Linked DNA regions of Homo sapiens: regions 1 and 2 are each linked to region 3. A link is a loop called in an ENCODE intact Hi-C map of the cell type or tissue named here. Cell type or tissue: heart left ventricle. All regions are shown on one strand. Region 1 holds the start of ANTXRL (ANTXR like). Region 2 holds the start of ZNF488 (zinc finger protein 488). Region 3 has its middle 60 kb from the start of MSMB.

Evidence for each region. Peaks named below come from ENCODE experiments on the same cell type or tissue, not always from the same donor. Only the 100,000 strongest peaks of a DNase experiment are listed, where the experiment ranks them.
Region 1: it touches region 3 in a loop (14-fold over the local background); 30 of 110 quality-filtered maps call a loop at or near these places.
Region 2: it touches region 3 in a loop (10-fold over the local background); 6 of 110 quality-filtered maps call a loop at or near these places.

The regions. Positions count from the first base shown.
Region 1 is chr10:46,281,152-46,289,151 of GRCh38, reverse strand. ANTXRL (ANTXR like) reads right to left here and starts at 2,155. Exons shown (of 17, transcript NM_001278688.3): 1 at 1,642-2,155. The coding sequence starts at 1,889. LOC105378577 (a long non-coding RNA gene) reads right to left here and starts at 4,302. Exons shown (of 1, transcript NR_160731.1): 1 at 3,155-4,302. RefSeq lists silencers at 4,112-4,601, 5,966-6,115. In heart left ventricle, no CTCF peak of the experiment used is centred here; DNase peaks (open chromatin) are centred at 4,511 and 6,041; H3K4me3 peaks cover 2,663 bases; H3K27ac peaks cover 469 bases.
Region 2 is chr10:47,380,377-47,388,376 of GRCh38, reverse strand. ZNF488 (zinc finger protein 488) reads left to right here and starts at 4,084. Exons shown (of 2, transcript NM_153034.4): 1 at 4,084-4,157. RefSeq lists a silencer at 3,636-4,115 and an enhancer at 3,678-4,177. In heart left ventricle, no CTCF peak of the experiment used is centred here; a DNase peak (open chromatin) is centred at 3,966; H3K4me3 peaks cover 1,290 bases; H3K27ac peaks cover 524 bases.
Region 3 is chr10:46,102,693-46,110,692 of GRCh38, reverse strand. It overlaps the pseudogene AGAP7P. Among named protein-coding and RNA genes, the nearest start is that of MSMB, 60 kb to the right of the region's middle. In heart left ventricle, no CTCF peak of the experiment used is centred here; DNase peaks (open chromatin) are centred at 3,872 and 4,132; H3K4me3 peaks cover 1,322 bases.

The sequences.
Region 1 (8,000 bases), 180 kb before region 3:
GACGCTAATGACCAAAGAGCCTGCCTGCAGGCAGTAGATGTTGTTTCTGCCTGGAGGATTACCGCAAGTTTCTCAGGGTCCCGCCCAGCTGCGTGGTCTTTGGATGGGCTTTGGAGTCACAAAATCCAGAGTTTCAATTCAGCACCATGGTCTATCTGGAGGCTGTGGTGGGTCATTCCCTGGCCATGACCTGGCTCATTGCCTCCTCCTTAGAATGGGGCAATGCCCTTTACCCCCAGCCTTGTTAGGAAGACTCATTAAGGTTGCTTTTGTCTGCTCCCTTTACATCCACTCTAGGCACTCCCTCTGCATTCCCCCTCATCCAGTCTGTCTGGGATTACATCAGGGCCTCTGCAGTTCCTGTGAGTTTCTAGCCTGTGGCTCTGCCTTGCCTGGCAGGTCCCTTCATCCCCATCCTCTGTCATCGCCTCTGACCTGCAAATTCTCCCTTCATCCTCATCACACTTGGCAAGGTGAAAATGAAGATACCCTTTTTACAGATGGGGGACACGAAGGCACAGAATGATGAAGCAACTTGCCCAAGACTATGTGGCTAGTGAGTGGACTCTGCCTGTCTCCAGAACTGAGTTGCTCCTTCCCCAAGAGTAGCAGAACAGTCAGAAACCATGGGAATTGGTGGGCTGGGGTACACGTCCCCTAACCATTAGTATCCAGGAGGAATGAGAAAAATCAGAGGAATTTCAACCTGCGATGCTGGAAAGTGTGCAGCACAGGAAGCCGGAGTCTTGTCACACTAGCTGTCTCTGGATGCTTCCCCAACCTCCAGGAGCCACCCTTGTCCAGGAACCAGATAGAAAAATACCTGTACTACTCACAGCCCAGGATTGTGGTGAGGTGCCAGGAGTGCAGGGGAAGGGCTTTGGAGGCCAGAAAGTGCTGCAACATTCTCCTGAAGATTGCACCACTGCTGCTACTGAATAAGCACAGAGTATTACCACCCAGCAGGAGGAGCAGGAAAGGGAACCAAGGCAATCTCTCCAAAGCTGAACATTTGCCTCTTTTCTTTCCTGGTGAGCCAGAAGGTGCCTAATACGTAGCCCAGCTTCCCCAGGGCCAGCCTGAAACAGACCAAACTGTTCTGAAAGTGTAGGAACTATCGCGTGGCTCTCCAAGTTGCAGAAGAGGCACTTAGAAGCAGCCAACCAAAGGCCTTCTCTAAGCAGTGACATTAGAATGCCCAACACAGGCAACAAAGCAATCTCTGTGGGGCCCAGTAAAATAGAAGTCATTTGCGTGAAAAAACAAACAAGCAAAACAACACAGAAACCCCAAACATCCGCAGTGAGCATCTGAGAACTGCTGAGAGGCAGGTCCGAGCAATCATCTGTTGCAGCAGCGTGAGGATGAGGATGCTGACCCAGCTGATGGAGGGGTAGGGAATCGTCCAGAACCCCTTTGGTGGCTTTTTTCCTCATCCAGGAGATGAAGCACCAGGGAAAAGAAAGCCAGGGCATTCTTTCTGCCTCAGAAAAACAGGAGGCCTAGGTCTGGTCTGACCAAAGTTTGGCCCTGCTTCTGTGACGGAAGCTTGCATCTCCTTGAGTGGTGTCCTGTCCCTAGTGAAAAAGAGACAGTGGCTCCTGAGGGTGACCCAGGGCCAGAGCTAGAAGGGACACTCACTTGTCCAAGATGAAGTAGAGGTCAAATGAGCCCTGGCATCTGTGACCTGCTTGCCCCTGGCGCCAGTGCTGCCTCCATCCTGGGCCATGGTGGTGGTGGGCTCTCCTGGAGCCCAGGGCCAGGCGGTGAAATATTCTCCAGTCAGGTCCATGGTACCGAAGGCTTCCTGCTCTAAAAAGCGGTGGAGGAAGCAGCAGCAGCAGCAGGAAGACCAGGAAGTAGGGCCCCAGGGACTCATGGCTCCCCATTATCTGGCTGTCCCTGTGACCCCACCTCACTCTTGGGTGCCTGTGCCAGGGCCCAGAGAGGCTGAGCACAGGCCCCTTCTTTGCCGCCTCCCCTTATGCCCGGGGCCACACCCCTCCTCCTGCCCTTTCACCAGTGCACACTATGGCCCTCCACCAGGTACCTCCCCAGATCGCAGGGACTAGGGTCAGCAGCTGGCTCTGGGAGACTTGCTTCCAGCTACCTGCCTGGCCCTTCCCCCACCCTGGGGACAGAATTCTCTGTTATGGTTGACAGGAAGGTTGACATGGTGACTTTGTGACCTGCAGCTCTTCCCAATGTCCTGCATGTTGACAACATCAGGGGGAGGCACAGGACCTTTGGAGGGGCTACAAGAGGAAGCCTCCATTTCCCTTATAACAGCCCTCACAGTGTCCCTTAAAACCACTAGACCCTGCTGTTTGTTCATTGGAAGAGTTAGCCCAGGTGAGTTAGGTGAGGACATTGCTGTGGGTGAGGAGGTCAAGGACTGGGAGGCCAGAGTGTTGGCAATGGGAGGTTATTTGTGTGACACTGAAGTCCCCCAGGAGATGGCAGTTCGGGAAGGAGATGGAAACTGCAGTGTTGCCAGAGTCTTTGTGAATGAGGGACATTCCGGTTCTCTACTGCTGTGTAACAGACCACCTACATTTAGGGACACAGAACAGGCCCATTTTATTATGCTCACAGGTTCTGAGGATCAGGCACTCAGGGCGGAGTTAGGAGGGCTCCTCATGTCTGGGGCCCCATAACTTGAAGGATTGGGCACTGGAATTATCTGGAGGCTGCTCCACTCACAAGTGTGGCTCCTAGGCAGGAGGGCCCAAAACCTGGGCTCAGCTGGGACTGTGAATGGAGACCCTGCATGTAGCCTCCCCGTGTGACCTGGGCTTCCTCCCAGCATGGCAGCTTCAGGGTGCTTGGGCTTTTACAGGTGGCCCAGAGGTCCAAGAGTGAGTATTTTCAGTGAGCACGGCAGAAACTGTAGAGCTTTTTATGACATCACCTTGGAAGTCACACAGTGTCACTTCCACTGTGCTCTATTGGTCCAAGCAGTCACAGCTGCCAAGAGTCAATGGGCAGGAACACAGGCCCCCTCTCTAGGGAAAGAATGTGGACAGGTTCACATCCCAGTGTCAAAACTGCTGTATGACCAACGCTTTGAATAGCAGAGAGGTTACAGTGTGTGGAAAGACGTAGGCACCAATGAGTGAGACTCAAACAGGACTCAGAAAAGTCAGACTGTAACTGTTAGAAACACCTTAATCAATTTTATTTTATTTTGTATGCACAAGAGTGATATCCAATTAAAAATCGTTCTCTAATAAGTCTAAAATATATCTTTCAATATGTGTAATATACAAATTACAAGTGATAAAAGTATTGGGTTAGTTTTTTGTTCTTTGATTTCTTTTGTTTTGGAACTGTATTTAATATAATAGAGTATCTTAAATAAGGGGTATTTCAGAATGAATGAAGCCCAGTATATTTCCTTCAAAAGCATATTTGAGCTATCTTGCTTCATTCTTCTTGATACTTGGTATTAGCATACTTTAATATTTTTGCCTGGTGGTAAGTCATCTCCTTGTGGTTTACTTTTTTCTTATTTTATTTATTTATTTTTTTGTAGAGACAGGGTCTTGCTATGTTTCCCAGGCTAGACTCCACCTCCTGGCCTCAAGGGATCCTCTGGCCCTGGACTCCCAAGCGCTGAGATTAGAGGTGTGTGAGCCACCCTCACTGCCCTCTTTGTGGTCTTAATTTGCTATTTCCTAATTACTAATGGGAACTGGTCACCTACTCACTTGATTTTGGTCGTTCATGGTTCCTCTTTGAAGTGCCTATTTAATGCCGGCATCCATTCTTTGCTTCAGGTGTTTTTCTCTTTCACATTGACTCAATAACAGTCTTTATATATCCTGGATACTAATCCTTTATCACTTGCTGCAAGTATCTTCTTTTACTCTGTGGCTTGTTTTTTTCACTTCATTTATTGTTTTTTAAACAAAGCCTAAGTTCTTAATTTTAACGTACTTGAACTGACATTTTCTACCCTGGCCCCCTCCCACCCTTAGTTCCCAGACACCTCTTATGATCTGGGGTCGAGGAGCCCGCCTTCCTGGCGGTCTCAGCTGGGGCCTGGGGAGCGAAGGCGGCGGGCGCTCGCGGGAGGAGCTGCGCGATTCGGATGCTGGGGAGGTGAAGCTCGCGGGGCCGCCAGGCCGCCGGGGTAAGGAAGGCCGGGAGGCCGCGGGGGTCCACGGCGCGGAGGGAGCCGCAGGCACCGGGCACAGCCCTCGCCCATCGCCGAGACCCGGCAGGCCCAGGAGCCAGAGGGCGGCGGCGTGAGAGGGAACCGCCTCCAAAGGACGCCCTCGCCCTCCCGCAGGCATAGTCGCAGGCGCCAGTCCCGGTCCGAGCCAGCTGGGGGTGGCTCCGGGGAGCTGAGCCGGGGGAGGGCCGGGCCGCCCAACGGATCAATAGGGGGGTTTCTCCCAGGTTGCCGTTTCTCTGGCCCGCGACGCCCTACCCGCCGGAGCCGCCCAACCGCAAGCCCCGCCCCGAAGGCGGGTGCAGCCAGGAAGGCGGGGCCTGGTGGCCTCTGGGCGCTGGCGCCAAGTTCAGAGCCGCGCCCTGGGCTGGGCGGTGGCGGCCGCGTCTGCACTTCCCCCCCTGCGCGCCTCTGGAGAGCCCGGGAGAGACGCACCCTCAGGTCGGCCAAGACCGAGAACAAGCGGGCGCGGGCAGCGGAGCCCATCTCACTTGCACGAAAGGCAGCGTTCTTGAGTCCTGCCTTTGACGGCGGGGGGTTCTTCCCTTCCCTCTGTCAGCTTCCTCCAGCTCTCTCCCATGTCCTTTCCGAGTCCCATTGCTGTCCCTGTCTCTTGCCTCTCTGCTTCTTGTCTCCTTGTCCTCTCCTGTTTCTCTCATCTCTCCCTTTTTCTTGTGTCCGCCTTGTTGGCTATTTCTCTTTTATCCTTTTTCCTTCTCTCTCTTTCGGCCTCTCCCCTCACTCTCCCTATAGGCTTCCTTCTCTCTTGCAAGCAAGAATTCTTCTTATGTTTTTCCCCTAAGGTGACTTCTTGGCCATAATCGTTTGCATCCACCCCTCCCCGCCCCAGCCCTCTCTCTGTTCATCTTGTAGTGCCCCATTATTCTCATCCAGGGCTTGTGCTAGGTGCTGGCGTCTTCAGCCCAGATCCTTTCTCCAACAGAGTATATACAAAGATCTGCACATGTAACCCGTTCAGTGCCTTTCCTGGGAAAAAGTACATAGATGATCAAATTATAAATCTCTGAATTTTCAGGGTCACCTGAAAAAAATACCTGGTTTTAGATACAAGACAATTGAATCCTTTTCTTGACATTTTGCGTTTACTCATAGAGGCACAGACAGCACAGCAGGAAGCTAAGCCTTGCAGAAGCTTTTAGGGGACATTGCCACCCACACCTTCTGTGCAATGCCAGGTGCAGGGGAGGCAAGGGACAGGATACAGACCTGGGTTGTGGGAAGACAGTGGGAGGCCAGGGCTTTGCACTTGAAACATTTGGGTGAGACTGACTGGAAATAAGAAATTAACAGTAAATTTCTAAAATATGTAGTTGCTTTGCCTCCTCAGAAATAATGGAACCTGATGTTGTGGTATATTGTGATCTTTAATGATATTCCAGCTTTTGACCAGCTTCTGTGGAACATCTCTACCCTGCCCTGCAGACTACCCTGTGACTCCTGGAAGTCTAGGTCCTTTGTTGCATGGAGAGGATGCAAACCACGTGCTGCAGCTCCCGATGCCTTTTCCGAGCAGATTCCTCAGAGGGGGTGCCTGACATCAGAGATGAATTTCAGCCAATGCCTCCGAAGAGGCAGATGCAGAAACCTCACTCCTCTCAGTAACCCTGAGCAAAGCACTCAACCTCTCTGAGCCTCGGGTTTCCATCTGTAAAATGGGCTCAAGCTAAGTTGTCTCTCCAGACTGTCAGGCGGCGCGCAGGGAGGAGGTGCAGACGCGGCCGCCACCGCCAAGCGCCCAGCGCGCGGCTCTGAACTTGGCGCCAGAGCCCTGAGGACACCAGGCCCCGCCTTCCTGGCCGCACACGCCTTCGGGGCAGGGCTTGTGGGTGGGCGGCCCCCGCGCGGGAGGGTGCCGCGGGCCAGAGAACTCGCAATCCGGGAGAAAGCCTCTGATCAGCTGGGCAGCCCAGCCCTCCCCGGGCTCAGCTCGGCGGACAGCCCTCTGATGGCTCGGGCTGGGCCGGGCGCCGGCGCCTGCGGGAGGGCGAGGGCATCCCTTGAAGGCGGCTCCAGCTCTCGCTGCGGCCCTCTGGCTCTAGGCTCCCCGACCTCTCACTCCTGCGCCAGGGGGGCCGCGGCGATGCGCCCCGTGCCTGTGGCTCCCTCTTCGCGGAGGACCTCCGTGGCCTCCCGGCTCTCCCTCCCCGCGCGACCTGGCGGCCCCGCTAGCGGCACCTCCCCAGGGCCCAAGTAGCCCAGATCCTCCAGGAGCGCCCCGACACCTCCGCTCCCCTCGCCCCAGCTGTGACCGCGCAGCACTTTGCCAGGAAGGGGGGCTCCGCGACCCTTAGAACATAGAGGTGTCCAGGGACTTAACTGCCCCTGGAGGGTGGCAGGGGGCCAGGGCAGAAGGGCCGTGGTCTGGACGGAATGACTGTGGGGTGGGTGGAGACTGCGCTGGGACTCGGAGGACCTGGGCTTTCCCCTGCAGTGGTGGAGTGAGGGTAGATGGGATAGAGTCTCAGGTAATTGCAGTTCTTGGTGCTGTTGCAGGCAAGTGTGCATGGGTCACATTGCTTGAGCGTAGGGTGCAAAGTAGCTTCCTTTGGAGAAGGGAGAATTCTTCAAGTACTGAAAGGAAAACCACCCCGAGTCCCTGCTCCCTCATTGATTAATTCCGTCACTCAGTGGGTGTTCTGACGTGGTAGGGGTGAGTGGGTGCGCGGAGATACCGTGAGGAAGCGCTGAGTTTCTCTCCAAGGCTTTGGAGGGTCTGTTGCAAAGATGAGATCCTCAAGGACAAACATAAGTCTGATGAGGGGGAAGTTGGGTTCAGAACATATATCAAACCTTAGAGATGGTCCTGTTACAGGAAAGGGGTCCCCATCTAAACACCAAGAGAGGGTTCTTGAATCTTACGCAAGAAAGAATTCAGGGCGAGTCTGCAGTGCAAAGCAAAAGCAAGTTTATTAAGAAAGTCAAGTGGTCAAAGTGCAGCTACTCCATAGACAGAGTGGGACGTTCCCGAAAGTAAGAGGAGTAAAGCCCCCATCCTAGGTACAACGCTTGTGTAGATGGGGAGATGTGCTCTGCAAAAGGGTTTGTGATAAAGGATTCATTTTCTTAATTACTCTATTTTGCAAGCATCAATATTATCTTTAAAGCAAAATTAGGAATGCCGTTGTTCTCCAGATATCTTGATATCTGGATACTCCCAAGTCTGGGTCTGTTTAGTAAACATTATTAATTTGTTCCCTTAACTGTGAACATCTAGAGGCGAGGAATGCCTAGCTTTCTGAGAACGCAGCCCAGCAAGTCCCCGCCTCATTTTCCTAGCCCTCACTCAAAATGGAGTCGTTCTGGTTTGACTGCCTCTGACAGTCCTGAAGCAAAACTTTTCTTTTATGGAAGAGAGAACATTGAGGAATAGAGAGAGACATCAAATCCGAAATGCAGAACATCAGAGACAAAGAAAACAATTTGAAAGTCACCAAACTCAAAACACAGATTACCCAGGAAAGACTGGTGGTGAAACCAATGATAAAGTTGCCACAGCCACCAGTGATATGTCCTTGGGTGCCTCAAAAATAGAATTCTGTATCTATCTGGAATATAAATCAAGTGTGAGCACAAAATGAAGGTATTGTCAGATGTGCAAAGTGTGAGTTTACAACCTGTACAACCTTGATGAAAGGATAAGAATGTATTTCAGAAAGAAGGAAACAATTTGGAAGAGTGGAGTTCAAGAAATGACGGTGAGCAAAGAAGCTGGGAACACACTGATTAAGGTGAGTGGCTAGGTACGGAAAATAATGACCATCACCAATATGGGGAGTTTTCTGAAAATAAAAGGATAGAATAA
Region 2 (8,000 bases), 1.3 Mb before region 3:
CCAAGAGTCAGTGGGAGGGAACACAGGCCCCAGCTCTAGGGCAGGAGTGTGAATGAGTTCACATCCCAGTGTCAAAACTGCTGTATGACCAGGGCTTTGAATGGCAGAGAGGGTATAGTGTGTGGAAAAACATGGGCACAACCAAGTGGGATTCAAGCGTGATTCAGAAGTCAGAGTGTTACTGTAAAACATTTGTAGAAATACCTTAATCAATTTTATTTTCTCCATTTTTGTATGCACAAGAGTGGCATATAATTTTAGAAAATTTCTACCAAGTGTATATGTTCTGGCTATGTGTTCCTACCCAAATCTCATCTTGAATTATAATTCAAATTGTAACCCCCATGTGTTGGGGCAAGGACCTCATTGGAGGTGGTTGAATCATGGGGGTGATATGCTGTTCTCATGATAGTGAGTGAATTCTCATGAGATCTGATGGTTTTGTGAGGGGCTTTCCCCCCTTCGTTCTGCATTTCTCTCATTCTTCTCCTTCCTGCCATCATGTGAAGAAGGACGTGTTTGCCTCCCCTTTTGCCATGACTGTACGTTTCCTGAGGCCTCCCCAGCCATGCTGAACTGTGAGTCAATTAAATCTCTCTTTCCTTTATAAATTGCCCAGTCTTGAGCAGTTCTTTACAGCGGCATGAGAATGGACTAATGCAATAAATTGTTATCAGGTAGTGGGGTGCTGCTGTAAAGATATCAAAAAATGTGGAAGTGACTTTGGAACTGGGTAACAGGCAGAGGTTGGAACAGTTTGGAGGGCTAACAAGCAGACAGGCAGGATGATGTGGGAAGGTTTGGAACTTCCTAGAGACTTGTTGAATGGCTTTGACCAAAATGCTGATAGTGATATGTACAATGAAGTCCAGGCTGAGGTGGTCTCAGATGGAGATAAGTAACTTGTTGGGAACTAGGATAAAGGTGCTTCTTGCTATGTTTTAACAAAGAGGCTGATGGCATTTTGCCCCTGCCCTGGAAGTCTGTGGAACTTTGAACTTGAGAGAGATGATTTAGGGTATCTGGTGGAAGAAATTTCTAAGCAACAAAGGGTTCAAGAGGAAGCAGAGCATAAAAGTTTAGAAAATTTGCAGCCTGAAGATGTGATAGAAATGCAAAACCCATTTTCTGGGGGAAATTCAAGCCTGCTGCAGAAATTTGCATAAATAATGAAGAGATGAATGTTAATCATCATGACAATGGGGAAAATGTCTCCAGGTCATCTCAGAGACCTACAGCAGCTCCTCCCATCACAGGCCCAGAGACCTAGGAGGTAAAAATGGTTTCGTGGGCCAGGCTCATTGGCCCTCATCTCCTCTATGCAGCCTTGGAACATAGTGCCCTGCGTCTCAGTTGCTTCAGCTCCTGCCGTGGCTAAAAGGGGCCAAGGTACAACTTGGGCCATTGTTTCAGAGGGTTCAAGCCCCAAGCCTTGGAAGCTTGCACATGGTGTTGGGCCTGTGGGTGCACAGAAGTCAAGAATTGAGGTTTGGGGCCAGGTGTGGTGGCTCACGCCAGTAATCCCAGCACTTTGGGAGGCCAAGGCCAGCGGATCTCCTGAGGCCAGGAATTCAAGACCAGCCTGGCCAACATGGTGAAACTCTGTCTGTACTAAAAATACAAAAATTAGCCTGGCATGGTGGCAGGTGCCTGTAATCCCAGCTACCTGGGAGGCTGAAGTGGAGAATCACTTAAACCCAGGAGGTGGAGGTCACAGTGAGCCGAGATCATGCCACTGCACTCCAGCCTGGGCAACAGAGTGGGACTCCATGTCAGGAAAGAAAAAAAAAAAAAGAATTGAGGTTGGGAAATCTCTGCCTAGATTTCCGAGGATGTGTGGAAACACCTAGATGACCAGGCAGAAGTTGCTGCAAGGGCAGGCCCCTGATGGAGAACCTCTGTTAGGGCAGTGCAGAAGGGAAATGTGGGGCTGGAGCTCCCACACAGAGTCCCCACTTGGGCACTGCCTAGTGGAGCTGTGAGAAGAGGACAACTGCCCTTCAAATCCAAGAATGGTAGATCCACCGACAACTTGCACCTTGTGCCTGGAAAAGCCACAGGCACTCAAAGGCAGCCCAAGAAAGCAGCTGGGAGGGGGTCTGTACCCTGTAAAGTCACAGGGCCAGAGCTGCCCAAGGCCGTGGGAGTCCACATCTTGCACCAGCATGACCTGGGTGTGAGACATGGAGTCAAAGGAGGTCATTTTGGAACTTTAAGGTTTAATGACTGCCCTATTGGGTTTCAAACTTGCATGGGGCCTGTAGTCCCTTTGTTTTGGTCAATTTCTCCCATTTGGAATGGGTGTATTTACACAATGCCTGTACTTGCATTATATCTAGGAAATAACTTTCTTTTGATTTTACAGGTTCATGGGTGGAAAGGACTTGCCTTGTCTCAGATGAGACTTTGAACTTGGACTTTTGGGTTAATGATGGAATTAGTTAAGACGTTGGCAGACTGTTCGAAAGGCATGATTGTGTTTTGAAATATGAGGACATGAGATTTGAGAAGGACCAGGGGTGGAATAATATGGCCTGCCTCTGTTTCCCCACCCAAATCTCATCTTGAATTATAGTCCTTATTGTAATGCCCATATGTAGGGGGAGGGACTTACTGGGAGGTGATTGAATCATGGCGGTGGTTGCCCTGTGCTGTTCTCATGATAGTGAGTGAGTTCTCAGGCAATCTAATGGGTTTGTGAGGGGCTTTTACCCCCTTCACTCTGCACTTCTCTCATTCTTCTCCTTCCAGCCACCCTGTGAAGAAGGACCTGTTTTGCTTCCACTTCCACCATGATTGTAAGTTTCCCGAGGCCTCTGCATCCATGCTGAACTGTGAGTCAATTAAACCTCTTTCCTTTATAAATTACCCAGTCTCAGGCAATTCTTTATAGCAGTGTGAGAATGGATTAATACAGTCTAAAATAGATCTTTCTTTATATAACTTAAAAATTACAAGTGATGAAAAGCATTTGAGTTGGTTGGTTGTCAGTTTTTTCCCCCTCTTTTGGAGCTGTATTTAGTATAATAGAATATCTTAAATTAGTGGTCTTTTATAATAAATGAAATTGGGTGTACTTCGCCCCAGCATATTAGGGTTCCCTTGCTTCATGCCTTCCATGACAGTTGGTATTATTATATTTTAACATTTATGCCTAATGATTAAACATCTCCTTGTGGTCTTAATTTGCATTTTCTAATTACTCTAGAGACTTCGTCCTTTCACATGATTTTGGTCGTTAGTGGTTCCTCTTTGAAGTGCCTATTCATGTCTGTGTCCATTCGTTGCTTTGGGTGTTCCTCTCTTTCACACTAATTCATTAAAAGTATATATCCTGGATACTAATCCTTTATCAATTGCTGCAAGTATCTTCTTTCAGTGTGTGGCTTGCTTTTTCACTCCGTTTGTTGTTTTTTAATCAAAGTATAAGTTCTTAATTTTAACGCACTTTAACTGTCATTTTCCACCATGGCCCGAGTCGCGGAGTCCGCCTTCCTGGCAGAGCGTTGCGTGGTCACAGCTGAGGTCTGGGGAGCAGAGGCGGCGGGCGCTCCCGGGGGGAGCTGGGCGATTCCGGCGGGGGGAGGTGCCGATCGAGCGGCCGCCAGGCTGCTGGGGGAAGGAGGGCCAGGAGGCCGTGGGGGTCCTCGGCGCAGACTGGAGCCGCAGGCACCGCGCGCAGCCCTCGCCCGCATCGCCGAGGCCCCGCGGGCCCAGGAGCGAGAGGTCGGGCGCCCAGGACCAGAGGGCGTAGGCGAGAGCAGGCACCGCCTCCAAAGAACGCCCTCGCCCTCCCGCAGGCGATGGCGCCCGGCCCTGACCAAGCCAGCTGGGGGCATCTCCGCGGAGCTGAGCCGGGGAAGGGCCGGGCAGCCCAGAGGGTCAGAAGGGGGTTTTCTCCCGGGGTTGTGAGTTCTTTGGCCAGCGGCACCCTCCCCTGCCGGGGCCGCCCACCCGCAAGCCCCGCCCCGAAGGCTGGAGCTTCCCTGGGGGTGGGCGACGCCGAGACCACGCCCCGAAGGCGGGAGCGGCTTGGGGGCGGGATCTGGCCGCCCTCAGGGCTCCGGCGCCAAGTTCAGAGCCACGCGCAGTGCTCTTGGCCGGGAGGAGGCTGTGCTGCACCAGCACCTCTTGCTCCACATCTCCAGAGAGCCCAGGTGAGGCGCACCCTCCTGTCTGCAGGGACAGAGCCGCGAGCGGGCGCGGGCGGCGGGGTCCATCTCACTTCCACATCAGCCTTTCCCCAGGACAGGGTTGTTGAGTCCTGCCTTTGACTGTGGGGTCCTTTCCTTCCCAATGTCGCCAGCTTCCTCTCTCTCCCACGTCGTCTCCGAGTCCCATCCCCGTTTCTGTTCCCTTTCTCTTCTCTCACTTTTTCTCCTCTATCTCTTCTTTATTGTCTTCCTGTTTTCATTTTCTTCTGTGTCAGTCTCTCTCCCTCTCTCTTTTCCTCTCTTTGTTTATTCTTCTCCCCTACCTTCTCCCTCTCCCCCCTGTTTTTTCAGCACTCAAGAATTCTGCCTATGAATTTTTCTCCTAGGGTGACTTTCAGGCTGCAGTTGTTTTCCTCCCTCCCACTGTCTCTCCCGGGGTTTATCCTGTGTTGCTGTTATTCTCAGCCCGGGCTTGCGCTGGGCAGTAGGGTAAGAACCATGCATCAGCCCCAGATCCTTTCTCCAACAGATTATATCCAAAGATCTGGACATGTATCCTGTTCACTGCCTTTCCTGGGAAACAAAACAATACCAAATGATCACATTATAATGAGTTTTTAGAATGAGCTAAAAGAACATACCTGGTTTTAGAGACAAGGGGTTGATTGAATCCTTTCCTTGACATTTTGCCTTTACTAATAGACACAGACAGCACAGCAGGAAGCTAAGCCTTGCAGAAGCATTTAGGGGGCGTTCCCACCCACACCTGCCTTCTGGGCAGGCTATGCAATGCCAGGTGCAGGGGAGGGAGGGGACAGGATTCAGAGCAGGGTTGTAGGAAGACAGTGGGAGGCCAGGGCTTTGAAACATTTGAGGGAGCCTGGAAATAAGAAATTAACAGTAAATTTCTAAAATATGTAGTTGCCAATGCCACTGATGTACAGAAATGAAATTAATTACTCCTGAGGGAGACATTAGACATTTTATGGCAGTAATTATGGCATTTGAAAGTAATGATTTTATGTACATTAGATAGGAGGGCCAAGGGGAAAATATTTCCTGTTAGTATCAAAGATTGTCGTAGATGCATAAGGGACGAACTCTAGAAAATCAAGTCTCATTCTTTTTGAGGGATAAAATAGAACTATATCGAGGCAATTTTTTGTTTCTTGGTTACAATGTAATCTTATCAGAGATATGTGATTTAGTTTTTAATGATATTTTATGACACATACATATTTATATGTTCAAACACACACAAATACATAATATATATGCACTAAGTTATAAAAGAGCCCTTGTTTGTTTGTAAAGATCTTAATTACCAATAAAGGTTGAAGCTTTCACTTCTTGGAAATAAGTTAACATGATATTGTAGTTTATTATGACCTTTAATGAAAATTCAACTAATTTACTTTTGATTGATACAGAAATGGAAATTTGGCCGTAGATAAATCACACAGAATTAAACAGAAATTAAGTATGATGAAGGTGCATTGCAGTGTGTTCAGTGAAAGAATTTGCATATGCTAGATATTTTGGACAAATTCATAGGTATGTGCATGGAACTGTGATTTGTGAGGCTTTTTTCTGGTTTAAAAAGTTAAATTGCCTTTATATCTAATCCCTGATCCCCAACATATGCGGATTCTGGGGGGAGGGATAAAAGACTTTGCAAATGATTTAGAATCATCGTGTCTGCTTTGCTTGGCAGATTTCTTTTCAGACATCCAAGAGGTGGCAACTTTTGTTTGAAACATATAATCACACCAATTATTTAAAAAAAAAGACAAACTTAAATATTTTTAAACTTATTTTTCCTCATTAGTGGTCTGTGCCTCTATAAGAACATCATTGTCTTTTTATCCTTAGATGATGCTATTGTTGGAACCTGGGAAGGTCGGAAGGAATAGCTGAGGTAAAATCATGGACTTTTTGCCTGAAGGCTGCCAGTGGAATTGGGACCACTGTCTCAGGCTCCACCTTTATTCTCTAGTTGTATCAGGAAAAGAGCTGCTGTTCCTTGTGCTCTTGCTATCTGGCATGCACAGAGCCCTGTTGAGTCCTGTCCGTGAGTGCCTGAAGTGAAGATCACCATTCTTGTTTTACTTATGAAGAGATGGAGGCCCAGAGTGTTTGTCTGAGCTCAGGCAGGTAGTGGCAGGGTTGATTTGGAACACAAGTAGTGCCCTGGCGCCTGAGTGACCAGGGCTAATTCAGTCCCTTTATGTGACTTCCATGTTGCTGCAGCCCTGGCAAATATAACGTCTAAAATATCACTCCACACAGCACCAGCCACTGCCTATTGGCATTGTTTGGCAGAACACTGCTCCCTGTTCTATGTCCTGGCCATCCTCAGTCATATTCATGGCAGACTCTCAATCTGCACAGCAGGGCCCCATTGAAGCATTGGATCTGCCCTCTGCTTTCACTGGCCCTGCTTCTGCACAGTCTCAGACATCTGAGTGGATGATGAGATCACATCCACCCCTATGAGGGTCGACGTGGCCAAGTTATGTTGCACTAGGGCCACTCTCCCTGCTTCCATGGGTACTGGCTGTGTTCGCAGTCTCCTGCACTTGGCTTTCCTCGAATGCAGCAGGCATTGCTGCTAGAGGGGTCCAGGCGTAGCTGGCCACAGAGCCTGTAGGGGCTGACCAGGAATTGCTCATCTCCCCAGTGCCACCAGCCAGCCTCTGGGAAAGCCTGGATCACCTTCAGTGTTTAATTTCCTCAGTGTGCCAGAGCCAGGAGGATTCCTGGAAACAGGTGTATTCCCTTTCTTAGGAAACCCCAGGACCTCACAATCCAAATGCAGAAAAGGCCCGTAGATGATTGTCCTCTGGAATCTTCCAAAAGGGTCTGGGAAGCTTCTGCAGAGACTAGGGATACCAAAGGATTAGAAGACAGGAGGTATTTTCTGCTCTTGTGTGTTTTAACTGAAGAGAAAAGCAGATGCAGCAAAGCACTGCTTGGGGGGAGCGGGTGGGGGTACATGGTGTCTCTGAATAAGATCTGGTGCCTGACCTGCAGCTCAGAACAGCTTGAGGCTGGCCAGTTGGCTTGGGTTAGGGAGTGACTTCAGACATCCCAGGAAAAAGAGGTTATCCAGATGTTTGCCAAGAGTTCTTTCTTCTGTAGGTGGAGCAGGAAGGAGAAAAATGCCCAGGCTGTTTGGTCATTTATTAAACACTGTTATGCACTGGTCCCTGAGAGCTCAGGAGTAATGGGAAGGCTGCCATGGAGTGGACTCTGTCCCTTTGCACTCAGTGCGATAAGAAGTGATACCCCTAATGTTTACTGAGCCAGGTTCCTTAGCACTTTCTCTATATTAATCCTTCTAATCTTTCCCACAACCCAGTGAAGAAAACACCAAGGTGACCCTCTTTATAGATCAGAAAACAGGCCTGGAGGGGACCCACGCCTTGCCCAAGGTCACAGGTTGGATACAGCAGAGCTGGCCTCCAACCGTGGAGCCCGTGCACTTAACATCTATTTGGATGGAAGGCTCGAAGGTTACCTGAGACAACCTGGTCAAGGTGATAATGTGGGAGAATGTGGCCAGTGGTTCCCAGATGAGTGAATGATCAGTGTGCAGTCACCAGAGGATGGGTGATAAACCGAGAACCACAAGCTCTTAACACTGTGGGGTGGGCGAGGCTTCATCTCCCAGGATGCAGCACTTGCTGAGTTGGGCAACAGGGGACCCTGGTTGATGGCCCAGGTTGGTTGGAAGCCTTTGGGAGATGTGCTCTGTGTTGGTGGGGAAGGCCAGGCATGGTTAGATCCCCTGTAGACTTGGGGAGCTCAGTTTCAGAAAGTTTCAAAGATCATCACTTGATTTCT
Region 3 (8,000 bases):
ACACCTTTCACAATTATTTTAAGCACTCTCCTTTTTTCTTTTTCCTTCTGTGTTCAAATTACAGTTAGAAGAAACTAAGCAGCTTCTATCAAGGTGACTTAAAGCAGCCCATTAAGAATACCATATAGCCTCTCCCGTGGCAAACTCCATTCTGATTTTAAATAAGAAATCCCCAAATATTTGAATAGGAACTGTCTTGAGATTTGGCTACTTTAACAAAGGAAACAATTAGGCACTTACCTGGTTCCTTCACTTAGGTACCATCTGGATAGGTACAAAGAAAAAATAAGATGGGTACTGAAAAGTTGGGATATTTGAGTTTTTATTGAGAAAAGGAAGAGAATAGCTCAAAGAAGCCTAAACAAAGTCCCACAGGATAATAAACAGAGCTACAGACACTGTTGTCTCACCATCTGTTTGAGAGTTCCTCTGTAATATTGTGCTTGCCCTCTGGATTGGCAGAAAGGTTAAACTCCAAAGCTATGTGTATAGAGGGAGAAAAGAAAAAAGATGTAATCATTTATAAAAATTTATCAACTCATTTATTCAACTGCTGCTTATTCGACAAGAGCCATAAATAAATGGTCCCATGCCAGCCTGGGAGAATGAGATGAGAGAGCAAGAACTGGGCGATTGGGAGGGGAGGCGAAAAGAAACTGACTGGACTCGGTGGGGAAAGACTAAGGGGTGGGAATTCAAGGCAGAGCCAGCTTTTGTTCCTGGCCAGCCCCCGGGAAAGCTGGCTACAAGCAGAAAGGAGCTCGAAGTGGGGGATGCCTCAAAGGGAACCTTGGGGACAGTAGCAGCCAGAGGCAAACCGAGGGTAGATGGCACCTATCACCTCCTCACCTTCAGGCATCTCCCGGTCACGAACGTGGTGCATGTGGAGGTCCTCACCAACTTCAACAGTCACCTCAGCAGGCTGTACAGCAGCAGCCATGGGCGCTCCTGCCATCCTGTCCTCAGCTCCTGCCTCATAGATCTCAGATTCAGAGGGACACACCGACCCCTGCTGCTGGTCAAACTCGAGGCTGACGCTAGGGTGCACACGACAGGTCAGTATGTTCCCCATGGGGCGCCTCTACTGTCTGCCACCACCTGTGCCTCTGCTCACAGCTTTGGCCACGCACTCCCGCTGTCCTAGGCCGAGGCTATGCTGCACTTGCAGAGATGGTCTTCCCGCTCCTCGCCTGCCTACCTCACAGCGAGGCCCCGGGCACCAGCCCTGGCCCCGGCCCCGGCTAGGGCTGCGGGCCAAGGCCCGCACCCTGCTGCCTCCCCTGAGTTGACTTGTCTGGGAGGGTGAAGACCAGCCGGCTTATTTAATAGGTTGTGAACCCAACAAGCGCTGAGAGACACAACAACTGCCTGAAGAGAGAACAGACGGAGCTCCTCCTCCTTCTGTAGTCACCTACAGACTGAAGCCCACTGGCCCCAGGTGGGAGCCCAGGCATGTGGCACACAATGCTCCACCCCACACTTCACAATGCCCTCCCCGACACCTCACAGTGCCCCACCCTGCCTGCCACCCCTCCCCAACAGCTCAGAATGCCCCTGCCTTGGCTGCCCCACCCTGTGGCTTATGATGCTGCTGCTCTCCTGGCCCCTCGTGCAGTGCCAGTGGGACTAAGGTTTTCATTCATCACCAGCTTCCTGAGATTTTAGTCCTAAGAAAAGCAAAGGGTAGTTCATTCCTCGAAGCCAGCTTCCTCTATGAGTTCTATACAAAGCCTCAGTAGAGTGGGTCCCATTAGCAACCAAGTTGAACAACTTTTATTTGCTGACTGAATATAGATACACCTGAATTGTTGACTGCTTTTGTAACTAAACACTCCTCTCCTGTCTTCCAACGAGTGGTCATTTTTGTCCGCAACTTGACCACAGCAATCCCTGGGGCCCTAGCTCTACTCTCAATAAAGAGTTATGGCTGTGTGTTTTGAATGACACCTTAGGACCCATCCTGCCTCCACCTCCTTCTCCATAAAATAGAAACCTAACTTGCCCCTCCAAGCTCTGAAATGCTGAAACTTACCAACTCCCTTTTCTCCCCGCTATTTCTTCCTTCCGTGGCAGGGACTTTCAGGTTTTCTTTCTTTTACTAACAAGGCACTAAGCATGATTTTCTCATACAAAATCGAGAGCCATAAAGTGGCTTACCACAGTCCTATTTCAATAAAGATGAATACTCGACATCTGGCAAGTAGTGTGTGCCTGACAGTGTCCCCACTGTGCTATGCTCATTTAACCCTCAGAAACAATCTCATGTTACAGATTTTGCAGAAGTTGTTGAGACGGAGAAGGTAAGTAACCTCCCCAAGGTCACATGACTGCTAAGGGTGGGGCCATAGTTTGATCCCAGGTAGTCTGAATTCCCCAATTGCTTAAGCATGATTATCAGAAAGTATAGCAATATGGCGTTGTTTGCCAACGGGCAATGAGTACTGCTGTTGCTCCCTGTTCTATGTCCTGGCCATCTTCAGCCATGTCCATGGCCGACTCTAAATCCGCATAGCAGGGCCCCTTGAAGCACTGCTGGATCTGCCCTCTGCTTTCACTGGCCCTGCTTCTGCACAGTCTCAGGCATCTGAGTGGGTGATGGGATTGCATCCATCCCTATGAGGGTCCAGCTCGCTCTGTAGCCCAAGCTGGAGTGCAATGGCGCGATCTCCGCTCACTGCAAGCTCCGCCTCCTGGGTTCACGCCATTCTCCTCCTTCAGCTTCCTGAGTAGCTGGGACTACAGGCGCCCGCCACCATGCCCAGCTAATTTTTTTGTGTGTTTTTAGTAGAGACGGGGTTTCACAGTGTTAGCGAGGATGGTATCTATCTCCTGACCTCGTGATCCGCCCGCCTCGGCCTCCCAAAGCCGAGGATTACAAGCGTGAGCCACCGCGCCTGGCCTAGAATTATTGTTATAAAATGTCTCATGTCACTCTCAGGAGTAATTAGGCAACTTCATTTCCGTACATCAGTGGCATGGGCAACTACATATTTTAGAAATTTACTGTTATTTTCTTATTTCCAGGCTTCCTCAAATGTTTCAGGTTCAAAGCCCTGGCCTCCCACTGTCTTCCCACAACCCAGCTCTGTATCCTGCCCCCTCCCTCCCCTGCACCTGGCATTGCACAGAAGGTGTGAGTGTCCCTTAAATGCTTCTGCGAGGCTTAGCTTACTCCTGCAATGTCTGTGCCTATTAGTAAAAGGCAAAAGGTCAAGGAAAGAATGCAATCAAGCTGTGATTCTAAAACCAGATGTTTTCTTTCAGGTAACTCTGAAAAGTCAGAGATTCATAATTTGATCATCTATGTATTTTCCCCCAGAAAAGGCACTGAACAGGTTACATGTCCAGATCTTTGGATATAATCTATTGGAGAAAGGATCTGGGTCTGATGCATGGTTCTTACCCTAGCAGCCAGCCCAAGAAGATAATGGAGCAATATGTCATGAACGGAGGGATGGGTGGATGAAGAGAACCGCGGCCCAACATGTCTCTCTAGGAGAAAAATAAATCAAAGGGAGAATTCTTGCTTGCAAAAAATGAGCGGAGGATAGGGAGAGAGAAAAAGACAGTGAGAGAGGGAAAAGAGACAAGACAGAGAAATAGCCAATAAAGCAGACACACACAAAAAAGGGAGAGATGAGAGGAGAAAGAAACGGGACGGGACAAGGAGACAAGAGGCAGAAAGGCAGGGGACAGGAACAGGAATGGGACTCAGAGAGGACCTGGGAGAATGCGGGAGGAAGCTGGCGACAGAGGGAAGGGAAGGACCCAACAGCCAAAGTCAGGACTCAAGAGCGCTACTGTGGGGAAAGGCAGTGGAAATGAGATGGGCCCCGCTGCCCGCGCCCGCTTGCTCTCGGTCTTGGTCTTGGCCGACCTGAGGGCGCTTCTCTCCCAGGCTGTCAGGCGGCGCGCAGGGAGGAGGTGCAGACGCGGCCGCCACCGCCAAGCGCCCAGCGCGCGGCTCTGAACTTGGCGCCAGAGCCCTGAGGACACCAGGCCCCGCCTTCCTGGCCGCACACGCCTTCCGGGCAGGGCTTGTGGGTGGGCGGCCCCGGCGCGGGAGGGTGCCGGGGCCGGAGAACCCGCAACCCGGTAGAAAGCCTGTGATCAGCTGGGCAGCCCAGTCCTCCCCGGGCTCAGCTCGGCAGACAGCCCTCTGATGGCTCGGACTGGGCCGGGCGCCGGCGCCTGCGGGAGGGCGAGGGCGTCCTTTGAAGGCGGCTCCAGCTCTCGCCGCCGCCCTCTGGCTCTAGGCTCCCCTACCTCTCGCTCCTGGGCCCTGGGGGCCGCGGCGATGCGCCCCGTGCCTGTGGCTCCCTCTTCGCGGACGACCCCCGTGGCCTCCCAGCCCTCCCTCCCCGCGCGACCTGGCGGCCCCGCTAGCGGCACCTCCCCAGCGCCCAAGTAGCCCAGATCCTCCAGGAGCGCCCCGCCGCCTCCGCTCTCCTGGCCCCCGCTCCCCTGGCCCCAGCTGTGACCGCGCAGCACTTTGCCAGGAAGGGGGGCTCCGCGACCCTTACAACACAGAGGTGTCTGGGGGCTTAACTGCCCCTGGAGGGTGGGAGGGGGCCAGGGCAGAAGGGCCGTGGTCTGGACGGAATGACTGTGGGGTGGGTGGAGACTGCGCTGGGACTCGGAGGACCTGGGGTTTCCCCTGCAGTGGGGGAGTGAGGGTAGATGGGATAGAGTCTCAGGTAATCGCAGTTCTTGGTGCTGTTGCAGGCAAGTGTGCATGGGTCACATTGCTTGAGCGTAGGGTGCAAAGCAGCTTCGTTTGGAGAAGGGAGAATTCTTCAAGTACTGAAAGGAAAACCACCCTGAGTCCCTGCTCCCTCATTGATTAATTCCGTCACTCAGTGGGTGTTCTGACGTGGTAGGGGTGAGTGGGTGCGCGGAGATACCGTGAGGAAGCGCTGAGTTTCTCTCCAAGGCTTTGGAGGGTCTGTTGCAAAGATGAGATCCTCAAGGACAAACATAAGTCTGAGGAGGGGAAGCTGGGTTCAGAACATACATCAAACCTTAGAGATGGTCCTGTTACAGGAAAGAGGTCCCCATCTAAACCCCAAGAGAGGGTTCTTGGATCTCACGCAAGAAATAATTCAGGGCGAGTCTGCAGTGCAAAGCAAAAGCAAGTTTATTAAGAAAGTCAAGTGGTCAGAGTGCAGCTACTCCATAGACAGAGTGGGACGTTCCCGAAAGTAAGAGGAGTAAAGCCCCCATCCTAGGTACAACGCTTGTGTAGATGGGGAGATGTGCTCTGCAAAAGAGTTTGTGATAAAGGATTCATTTTCTTAATTACTGTATTTTGCAAGCATCAATATTATCTTTAAAGCAAAATTAGGAATGCCTTTGTTCTCCAGATATCTTGATATCTGGACACTCCCAAGTCTGGGTCTGTTTAGTAAACATTATTAATTTGTTCCCTTAACTGTGAACATCTAGAGGCGAGGAATGCCTAGCTTTCTGAGAACGCAGCCCAGCAAGTCCCCTCCTCATTTTCCTAGCCCTCACTCAAAATGGAGTCGCTCTGGTTTGACTGCCTCTCACAGTCCTGAAGCAAAACTTTTCTTTTATGGAAGAGAGAACATTGAGGAATAGAGAGAGACATCAAATCCGAAATGCAGAACATCAGAGACAAAGAAAACAATTTGAAAGTCACCAAACTCAAAACACAGATTACCCAGGAAAGACTGGTGGTGAAACCAATGATAAAGTTGCCACAGCCACCAGTGATATGTCCTTGGGTGCCTCAAAAATAGAATTCTGTATCTATCTGGAATATAAATCAAGTGTGAGCACAAAATGAAGGTATTGTCAGATGTGCAAAGTGTGAGTTTACAACCTGTACAACCTTGATGAAAGGATAAGAATGTATTTCAGAAAGAAGGAAACAACTCATAAGAGTGGAGTTCAACAAACAATGGTGAGCAAAGAAGCTGGGAACACGCTGATTAAGGTGAGTGGCTAGATACAGAAAATAATGACCATCACCAATATGGGGAGTTTTCTGAAAATGAAAGAATAATTTCAGAGGGGAGACCAGTTCCAGGAAAGTTTATCCAAGCAGATGGGGAGACCTTGAGCCATCTGAGGAGTCTGAGATTTCCTAGGCATGGGCCTGTCTTCATATCCCTGCTGGCCTCTGGCTAGAAGAAGCCTGTGAGGGGTGTGGTCTTTCCGTGAATGTGGTGGCCCATTGTGGTGGTAGAGAATGGATTCCCAAAACACTCCCTTCTCCCAGTCATACTCCCCACAGTCACAGATCTGATTGGTGCAGTTTCGTGCTCCCCACAATGTACTTAACTTGCCATTTAAAGTCAGAATTTGTCTGCTAAAAAAAAAGAAAAAGAAAAAAAAATGCAATCCAGCACCGTGGCTCATGCCTGTAATTCCATAGCTCTGGGAGGCAGATGCGGGAGGATTGCTTGAGGCCAGTCTGTGCAACATAGCAAGAACCTTTCTCTCAAAAAAAAAAAACACAAAAAACAAAATTAGCTGGGTGTGGTGGTGCACACCTATAGTCCTAGTTACTGGACTGTGGGAGGCAGGAGCCTAGAAGTTCCAGGTTATAGTGAGCTATCAGTGCACCACTGCACTCTAGCTTGGGCAACAGAGTGAGACCCTGACTCTTAAAAAAAAAAAATTGGCTGGGCACGGTGGGATCACGCCTGTAATCCCAGGACTTTGGGAAGCCAAGGTAGGCGGATCATTCAAGGTCAGGAGTTCGAGACCAGCCTGGCCAACATGGTGAATCCCCATCTCTACCAAAAAAATACAAAAACTAACCGGATGTGGTGGTGCGCACCTGTAGTCTCAGGTAGTGTTGGTGTGCACCTGTAGTCTCAGGTACTCGGGAGGCTGAGGCACGAGAATGTCTTGAACCCAGGAAGCAGAGGTTGCAGTAAGCCAAGATCGCACCACTGCCCTCCAGCCTGGGCAACAGAGTGAGACCATGTCTCAAAAAAAAAAAAAAAAAAAAAAAGCAGCAATAAAAACTGGCTATATACTTTCAAAAAGAGACATATCTAATACATAAGGACATAAAAAAGTTTAACATAAAAGGATGGGAAAAGATAACGGAGATATGGCCGGGATGCTGGGGAAACCAAAAGGAAGTGGGAGTCTTCAGCACAGAGAAAGTGTGACCAGGGGTTAAGAGGATCAGTTCCTAATCAGCTGCATTTTCCAGGAAGCCATAACAATTCTAAACTTGCATGCACCTAATAAAATAAAACAAAAAAACATAAACTATAAACTGAACAACTTTATAACAAGGCATGCTAATAAATGTTCAAATTCCTAGAAAAATATGTCATATGAATTGACAGAAATAGAAACACTAAATAAGTGTTAGGGCCGGGCATGGTGGCTCATGGCTGTAATCCCAGCACTTTGGGATCCAAGGCAGGCTGATCACTTGAGATCAGGAGTTCAAGACCAGCCTGGGCAACATGGTGAAACCCTGTCTCTACTAAAAATACAAAAATTAACCAGGCCTGGTGGCACGCCCCTGTAATCTCAGCTACTCTGGAGGCTGAGGCAGGAGAATCGCTTGAGCCTGGGAAGCAGAGGTTGCAGTAAGCCAAGACCATGCCACTGCACTCCAGCCTGGGCGACAAAGTGAGTCTCCATCTCAAAAATAATAATAATAATAATAATCATCATCATCATCATCAATAAATAAGTGTTAGTCTGCTCTGGGTGTCATAAGAAAATACCACAGGCTGGGGGACTTAAACAATAAAAATTTATTTGCTACCAATCCTGGAGGCTGAAAGTCTATGATCAAGGTGCCACCAGGATTGGTCTCTGATGAGACTCCTCTTCTTGGCTTGCAAACAGAGACCTTCTCATGGAGTTGTCACATGGCCTTTGCTCTGTGCATGCTTGAAGAGAAAACTCTGGCGTCTCTTTCTCTTCTTGTAAGGACATCAGTCCTATTTGATGAAGGCCTTACTCTTATGACCTCATTTAACCTTAATTACCTCCTTAACGCC